Linked DNA regions of Homo sapiens: region 2 is linked to region 1. The links are chromatin contacts, found by Hi-C or POLR2A ChIA-PET in ENCODE. All regions are on one chromosome and are shown on one strand. The core of a region is the stretch at or near the end of the contact, and the rest is flanking DNA. Distances in the headings are between cores, read along the strand shown.

What was found. Hi-C counts contacts between places; a loop is a spot of excess contacts on that map. ChIA-PET counts read pairs that join two places held with the same protein, here RNA polymerase II (POLR2A). Pooled maps may share reads with other maps.
Region 2: a pooled map shows a loop between it and region 1 (5-fold over the local background). The contact joins the promoter of RNF24 here to the promoter of LZTS3 in region 1. A Hi-C loop is called at or near these places in 1 of 50 pooled maps. POLR2A ChIA-PET finds 5 or more read pairs at or near these places in 2 of 52 experiments (OCI-LY7 and Panc1).

The regions. Positions count from the first base shown.
Region 1 is chr20:3,171,169-3,175,564 of GRCh38, reverse strand. LZTS3 (leucine zipper tumor suppressor family member 3) reads left to right here and starts at 2,016. Exons shown (of 5, transcript NM_001365618.1): 1 at 2,016-2,110. LOC107985414 (a long non-coding RNA gene) reads right to left here and starts at 1,875. Exons shown (of 2, transcript XR_001754477.2): 1 at 1,375-1,875. RefSeq lists a silencer at 1,793-2,132.
Region 2 is chr20:4,013,101-4,017,496 of GRCh38, reverse strand. It overlaps RNF24 (ring finger protein 24), which reads left to right and starts at 1,939. Exons shown (of 6, transcript NM_001134337.3): 1 at 1,939-2,060. RefSeq lists enhancers at 212-813, 1,017-1,949 and a silencer at 1,833-2,432.

The DNA.
Region 1 (4,396 bases), core at 767-3,266:
AAATGTCTTATTGGAGAAAATAAACAGTACTCTTGGCTCTGAAGAAAATTAAATCCGTAATGGTGAAGAAAAACTTGATATAGTCTCCCAGGGTGCAGAGAAAACAAACAGATTTATTTGACATTGGTGATCCAATGTGATAGTTTTAGAGGAGAGGAAAGAAAAAAACCCAAATCTTTTCACAGAATGGACAGGAAGAAAACTTTTCTAAGCTACAAAGAAGACCTCTTTTGTTTCTGGAAAATTAATAGATAAGGCCCATATTGATTTATACTGGCAAAATGTTTGACTTTTGAGGGTAAAGAAAAACCCTTGCAAGCACCAAGCAAACTGCTGACCTTAAACAGACAAACCCAGCTTTGCATTTTCAGTGCCAGAAGACAATGAAATAAAGACAAGAGTTTTGAGGGGGAAAGCTTGAGACTCAAGAATCCTATAAACAGGAAATCATTATAAAGGCATTCTCACCTAAGGCAAAGGCTTAGGAAATACAACATTCCAGAGTCCTCCCTGAAATCACCAGTCATGTGAGAGATGGGTCCAAATGAGGAATAGAAAAATTAGAGCACAAAAAACCGGCAGTAACATTGAAACCAATTAAACAGAGTTGGCAAAAGCCAAAAACAAGGATTGAAAAAGAATGTTGTGGCTTAAAAAAAAAGTGTAAACAAAAGTTAGGTCTGTCGTCCTGATTAAGTGGACAAATATAAGTAGTGAGGGCGGCAGGTAGGAGGCAGAAAAGCACACAAAATTTCTCATGGGGGAATATAAAAACGAATTATTTGTCACTGACTTTACTAATGTGTGAAATGTAAACTATTTTCATTTGATAAATCTAAAGGCAGCCGCGAGAAGAATTAAAAATACTTTCTGCCTTGAAAATCACGATAGAAGATAAAAGCAAATGTGGGAAAATTCAGAAAACAGGAATAAATAAAAACTATAGAATACGAAGTCGTAAGACCAAACACAACACCTATAAACAGCAGAGACGTAATGCGTTAAATCCCAGCCAGAGCAGAGGCGCTGCAGTTCTTAGGGCAGACCCTGGTGCCTCCAGGCTTTTGCTAGTGCTAAACTCTCGGCTAGGCTTGCCTCCCTACCCTATTCAAGGCTGAGGCCTCAATTCAAGGCCGACTCCCTCCTCCCGGCAGTCCTCCCGGGCCGCCCTAGGCTGAGTGAGCACTCCCCACAGTGAACGCTGCCCGCGCGGGCGAGGCCGGCGCTCCGGGTCCGGTACGAAGTCCCACCTCACTCCCTCTCACCCCGGGTTACAGCGTGTGGTCTGGGGCCACGCGTTACGCCAGGCGCGGGGCACAGGGTGAAAGCGTTCAATCCTGCTGGAGTGTAATGTGTATTTTTTCCCCGTCGCACCTTCCAGACGGTGATCCAGTGTGAGCAGCAAGTTTCAAATCGTCTCCGTTTGGTCACGAACGGAGTTTACTGCCCCTCGACGCCTCCCGCACGACAGCCCGTGGTCCTCGCGCCCGGGCGGGTCGTTGCTCGGCCGGGCGGATCCACCCGCGACGGCTCGTCCCGACCCCTCCCTAGCGGACTTGCAAGGTCTCAGGGCGTCCGCTGGGAGGCCGCGTCCCGAAGAGCTGGCGCGGGAGAGGAATGGGGCTCGGGGCTCCGAGTCGGGAGCCCCTTCCCCCAAGCAAGAGGGGCTCCTCCTCCTCTTCCTAGACGTGGGATTCAGGGAGGGCGCGGTTCCATTGGATTTGTTGCAGAGGAACGACTGGGCCTGAGCCCAAGCCCAAGGGCCTGGGGGGTAACGAGCGATGAGCAGAGGGGCTCGCGGCGGACTTGCTGCGCCCTAGAGAGGGTGAGGCTGAGGGGTCCCACGCGCGGGCGGGGCGCAGCGACGAAGGGGTTAAGGCGCCTCACCCCGCCCCAGCCCGGGCATTGGCTGCCCTGGGGGGCGTGGCCGGAGGGCGGGCTCGCGTTTGCCGCAGCCGCTGGTGGGCGGGGCTCGGGCGGGGAGCAGGAGGGGCGCGGAGCGGAGCCGGGCCCGCGCAGCGCGCCCCGCCGGGCGTGCTTCGGGCTGCGCCAGCAAGCGGGGCCGGTGGCGCCCGTGTCGGAGACCCCGCGCCGGACCCTGAGGCAGCGAGTAAGTGAGGCAGGCCCATCGTGGCATCCCTCCCGGCTCCGACCTGCCGCCGTGCCTGCTGCACTGCGCGGCATGTCTGACCTGACCCGGACTGGGTAGGGGGCGCGTCCCGCTGCTAGGGTCCCAAGGGGGAGGGGAGCGGAGAGGAGGCGGATGATGTCATGGATGCTTCGCCCGGCCTGGGGGGAGGTGGCGGCCAGAGGGGGTGCGGCTCGGATTATGTCACCTCTTCCCTCTGCGCCCCGCCCCCCGGGGCCACACGCGTTGGTGGGGAGCCTGGGGAGGTGCGGGCGGGGTTTCCCCCATCGCAGGGACTCCCAGGTCCTGTGGCCTGTGGCTGGGGTCTCTATCAGTTGGCTCTGCGGGCCGTGGGCTGCTGGTGAATGGCGACCCCCCCTCCCACCCCCAGCAGAAGCTCGTGTGTGCGCGCGTGTGTGTGCTCGGGGTGGAGGGGGCGCTCTCGGCCCCCTCAGTCCTGAAACACTGGCTTCATCAGAGCCAGTAGCTAGGTGATGGGCCCATTCCGCTGCCAGTGCTTAGGCCACCGAGGGAAGACGGATCTCCCCTCACTCATCCCAACCAAGAAGTTCTGGATATCTCTGCACCCCAAAAGCCCTGCAGTGCCCCCAGATCCCTTTCCTCCCTCAGTCCTGCTTCCTGGAAACCCCTCCTGCTCTCCCTGCCCGGATTCACTGCCTCTTTGCATTGCCCATAACTAGCATTCCCACAGGCATTTGCCCTGCATTTCCTTGGTGCAGGGCCCAGAGACCCCCAGGACTCTGCCCTCTGTGCTCCTGGGAAACCTATAGGCCAGCCCTGGGGAGGCCTCAGAGTGAAATCTCCCTGGGGTGTCCTCAGCCAAGTGCTCCAAGATGCCCCCTCTGGGGGGTGGAGATCAGGGATGCTGTCCTGAGGCCAGCCTTTGAACTGGTCTAGAAGCATGTAGGATGGGCACAGAGAGCTGGCAAGAGCTTGTGTGTGAAGTAGAGAGGGGCTCAGGTCAGGGTAGATAGAGGAGGGGCATCAGGAGAGTCCTTGGGGACCCTGCTGCAAGCTCTGCTCTGGTTCTGGGGACCAAGAGGAATACCAGGCATTTCACCCATCATACATTTACTTCTTAAAATGCCTGCAATGTAGGTGTGAGAACCCGAGGTGAAATAACCTGCATGAGGTTGCACCCCTAATCAGTCAAGCTGGGATTTACACTTGGAGCTGATGCTGCCAGAACTCTGTCTACTGCACTTGGTCTTGCTCATGGAAGGATTTGGACAGAGCAGGGGCAAGATCAGCTTTGCCCTTTAGAAGGAATCCCCTGGCAGCTGCCTGGGGGAGGGAGTGCAGGAGAAGAAAGTCCATTGAGGAGCCCCCAGCAGGGGTGCTGGATGGAGGGGCTGGCTAGAGATTTTTAGGAGATAGAATGGGCTGGGGTTGGGGCCTCTGAGACCCCAAGTGTTCCTAGCTTTGGGAGAGACACAGGTTGAGGGGTGGGTTGGAGGTACCTGTACATGTAACTGTCAGGTAGAGTCCGTTTGGCCCCCTCATGACGCTAATACTGTGTATAATGCCCCAGGCACTGAGGGCTGAGGTGACAGAGATCGAGGCAGTCAGGCAACAGGCTGTCATCTCAGGGTGGTGCACTGATGCCAGGAGGCTGCCTTTGCAGACCATGCTCAGTTACCTGGACTAGTTCAGGACCGTGACCTTTCCTCTCAGTTCAGTTCCTGCTTACCAGGGAAACATCCCCTTCCTTGTCCTGCCGGTGTCCTGCTGGGATTTTTTTTTTTTTTTTTTTGAGGGGGTATCTCACTCCGTTGCCCAGGCTGCTGGAGTGCAGTGGCGCAATATCACTGCAACCTCCACCTCCTGGGTTCAAGCGATTCTCATGCCTCAGCCTCCCGAGTAGCTGGGATTACAGACACGCACCACGACGCCCGGCTATCTGCTGGGATTTTGTGGAAAGAAGCTGCAGCAGCCAAAGCTTGGGAGAGACAAGGGGCAGGGCATGCTTGCAAGGGGTTAACCATGACAGGTTACAATTACGACAAGAAGCTCTTTAGGCAGTGAGGCTCCAGAGAGAGCTTCTGTGGGTTGATAGTCAAGCATTCCCCAGGTAGAGCACGGAGAAAGGAGGCTCAGGACAATGGTCCTGGGACCTTGTTTCCATCCACGACTCGAGGCATCTGAGACTTGCTAGGGACTACACACACTCTAGAGAAACAGTAGGGGAGAGTGGCCTATGACCAGCCCCAACCTATGCTCAGGTTGTCCTTTCCCGGATCTCAGAGA
Region 2 (4,396 bases), core at 690-3,189, 840 kb before region 1:
ATTGAGACTTCTGCAACAGCCCAGGGGAGAGATGAGGGGGCTGATTTAGAACAGTGAGAGGTTTGAGCAAAGCAAAGTTGAAAAGACCCTCCAGGTAACTGCTATGATTGACAGCAAGGAGGGCAGTGTTCCCCCAGCACAGCCCTGGCACAGGCAGCTCTAGAGGAAGCCTGGGTCTCCCACTCCCTTCCTTTTGCCACAGTCTCCCTAGCACATGCCTCCACCCTTCTCTCACTTTGGGGGACTGTGACCATTGGGTGGCAGGTGACTTCTTGAGAAATTCACTAATGTTTCCCTCTTTACTTCCTCCCTGCCTTGGTGGTTAATGGTTTGCCAAAGCAGAAGGAACATGCCTCTAGGCGCTTGCCATGATGACTTTTGCTTCCCAAAGTTAAGCTACTGAGCTGTTTATGGTTTATGTGATGGGGCCTGAGAGATTAGGAGAAGGAAGGAGAACTTCTGGGGGACACATGGAGACTGAGGAAGAGGGGGCAATCATTTTTGCAAGCTCTGAGCTGCAGCGCACACACAGTCAGCTGTGGAGCTTCACAGCCATTCCCTCTGCAGGCTCCTAGCCTCTCCAGAAACTTCCGTACCCCAGGAGTGGCAGACACAAGGCGATGGGAACAAGAGAGTATCTGCAGAATACACTGCCTGCTAAAGACAAGAGAGGACTCCCCAGATCCTTGCCTTGGTATTGCAGGAAGAGCTCAGCCTCCCAAAATCGGAGGTCAATTTATTGCCTGCCCTGTAGAATGGGAGCCGGAGGTTGAGGAGTGGATGTAAATAAAGGAATGCACTGTTTCTTGCACACACCTCTCTCCACTATCTGGGCAGAGTCTAGGTCTCATCCATCACCAAGGTTCTAGCACTCAGCTGAGAGGCTGCAGCAGGAGGGGCAGATGGAGGAGGGTGCGGTGCATACCATCTCCCCATCAAACCAATGGGCACCACGTGACCATTCTTGTGTCTCTGGGGACTGTCAATCTGCATGCTAGGAAAGGGGTGGCATTCCAATCTTTCATTTTTTTGTGTGTGAGACGGAGTCTTGCTCTGTCACCCAGGCTGGAGTGCAATGGTGCGATCTTGGCTCACTGCAACCTCCGCTCCCCGGGTTCAAGAGATTTTCCTGCCTTAGCCTCCCGAGTAGCTGGGATTACAGGCATGAGCCACCACACCCAGCTAATTTTGTATTTTTAGTAGAGACAGAGTTTCTCTATGTTGGTCAGGCTGGTCTGGAACTCCTGACCTCAGGTGATCCACCCGCCTTGGCCTCCCAAAGTGTTGGGATTACAGGCGTGAGCCACTGCGCCCGGCCCCATGCTTTCACTTTTAAAAATGCTTGTAGGGCACGCAAAAATACTAAACGGTCGATGGAGAAGGTCTGTCTGGAGTAGTTGTTTTTTTTTTTTTTTTTTGAGACAGAGTCTCGCTCTGTCGCCCAGGCTGGTGTGCAGTGGCACGATCTCGGCTCACTGCAAGCTCCGCCTCCCAGGTTCAGGCGATTCTCCTGCCTCAGCCTCCCAAGTAGCTGGGACTACAGGCGCCCGCCACCACACCCGGCTAATTTAATTTTTTGTATTTTTAGTAGAGACGGGGTTTCATCGCGTTAGCCAAGATGGTCTCGATCTCCTGACCTCGTGATCTGCCCGCCTCAGCCTCCCAAAGTGCTGGGATTACAGGCGTGAGCCACCTCGCCCGGCCTGTCTGGCGTAGTTCTAACCAGGAACAGAGCCAGCGGCCAGGGCCGCACCAGGCCTGGCCAGGGAGCGCCGCGCCTGCGCACTGCAGACTCTGAAGCCGCCGAGCCCTCCGCCGAGGTGGGTGGGGAAACTGCCCGGGCATCCGGGTCCCTCACCCCGCCCCCGCTGCATGAATGAGAGGCGCGGCGCCCGCCCCTCCCCCGGCGGGCCCGCCCCTCGCGAGGGGCCGCCGGGCGCAGTCAGCCGCCGCCACCTCCGCCGCGCTCTGTCCGGACGGACGCTCGCCGCCCGCAGCCTGCCGCCCGCCGCAGGGCGCTGACGGTCCCGCACGTCTGCCGCTGCCACCGGCGCGCCCGAGTAAGTGAGCGAGCGAGGGCGGGAGCGCCGCGGCCGCCGCCCCCGGGCTGGGGTTTGGGGGACCGAGCCGCTCCGGGTTCGGGATGCTGAGGAGACCGCGGGCCCGCGCCAGCCTCCCACACACACACACTCTCCCGGCGCCTCGGCCGGCCGGGCGCGGTGTGCAGGGGTGAGGCGGTGTCTCCAGGCTGAGGAGGGACGCGGAGGAGGGTCCGGCGCGGCCCCGGGACTGGAGGGTGAGTCCCTCACAAAGGGCGGAGCGGGGCTGTCACCTGGAGATCACGGAGGGAAGGTGCGTGGGCCCCCGCACGTCCTGCTCGCCCAAGCCCTGGCATCGGGTCCCCGGGCGTGGGAGGCGGCTGGGATGAGCTGGGAGGCTAGGAGGAGGATGGCGAGGACGCTGCCCCCGCGTTGGCGGTGGGCGCGCGCCTTGGGGGGTGCGGCGTGGCAGTGTTTTCCTGGTCCCCGTCCACTCCTCCCCTTTCTTTGTGGCGCTTGTCTCGTGCCCCGTTGTCACAGTGTGCATGGCAGTGGTCGGGGTGGAGACCTCTTCCCTCGGCTTACTCATTAATGAAAGTCACCATCTGTGGGCAGGGGGCGTGTGTGGTTCCACAGGCCGGAGAATTAAGGACCCTCCTTTGTTTCTGGAGACCTAATGATGTGTGTGTGTGTGTGTGTGTGTGTGTGTGTGTGTGTGCGCATTCAAGTGAAAGGGACATCTATGAAATGAGAGAATCAGAGATTGTCAAAAAGGGTATGAGGAAAAGGGGAGGGGATATAACTTCATCACACCTTTACCCAATTCTTTACCTGATGTTATTTCAAACAGTTTTTTCTCACTGTAAAACCAGTGGGTTTTATTCATTGGAAATGTGCATCTAAATTCTCATATATCTGTGTTTCTAGAATACTTTGCCTTTTTGGGCTTAGTTAATGGTAAGATTCTCATGTCTGTCTACATAGGAATACTCCACCGTACAGGACACTGCTTTCTGGGTTTAGTTCATTGATAATTTGTCCGAATGCTCATAAACATGTCTATAGGAATACTCCAATATATCTAGGACACAGTTTTCTCCGCTCCTGAATACAGGCAGATTTTGTTTCTTTCTGCCTCCCTGTGTTAATGAGAAGGTAGTCCAGCAGGTTCTCTCTACCTCCTTGCTTTTTTTTCCCCTTAATGCTTTGGCAGAGGGTTTTATTGCATATTACCCTGGCATGCGCCCTTGCTTTGATGTGAATTTTCCTGTGTTCTGTTGTCTGGTTGTACAGCCCAGCTCAATGGCTCCTCTTACAGGACTACTGGAAAACAGAACACCTTTTTTCATTGTCCTCATCTCCAGAGAGAGAAGGAAGCGCTGTAGGTTCCCACAAACGTTGACTCTGTCAGACTGCCTGCCTGACTTTGTTGTGTTGGTAAAGTTATGAAGAGTTGCAGTTGTTGTAGACCAATTAAAAAGAGGCTATTGGGATAACACCAGCTCTTCCTTGCTATTTTGGTTTTAAAACAAATGATATGAATTTTGCAAGATAGTTGTTAACTCTGGTTGCATGATGATTTTCAGTTTCTTTTTACCCATATACTTTTACAGGGTGTTGGGAAATTAGCCACTCATTTACAAGAAACACACCTCCAAGGTATTTTTATTATGGGTCGGGTGCGGTGGCTCACACCTGTAATCCCAGCACTTTGGGGGGCCGAGGTGGGTGGATCACCAGAGGTCAGAAGTTTGAGACCAGCCTGGCCAACATGGTGAAACCCTGTCTCTACTAAAAAAATACAAAAAATTAGCCGGGCATGGTGGCGAGCGCCTGTAATTCCAGCTACTCGGGAGGCTGAGGCAGGAGAATCGCTTGAACTCCCGGAGGCGGAGGTTGCAGTGAGCCTAGATCGCGCCATTGCATTCCAGCCTGGGCAACAAGAGCGAAACTCCGTCTGAAAAAAAAGCTATTTTTATTATGATCTTTGGATTCAAAATAGCGGTTTTAAAAAATTAAGAGGCGCTTATATTGGATGATATGAATAATTGTATGGGTTCTGTTTTCTTTAAGATTCTCTGTAATATTTTTAAAAATCACATGTATTTTAATTCCTAGTAGTTTTCAGTGGAAAATGAAATGTAAACTAAGCAGTCTTCCACAGCATCTGTTTATGTATATTCCCTCTGTTTAAAACATTTGCTTTTAATTTGAAGGGGAAATTTTCCATGGTCAGTTCAGGATACATTATTCTTAGTAAAATTCTTACCACGTTCAAATTCTTTTTTGTAAGAGTAAAAAAAAATTAATGAAAGTTGATTTTTCAATTGGGGATGTTTTGGTTTTAATGCATGATT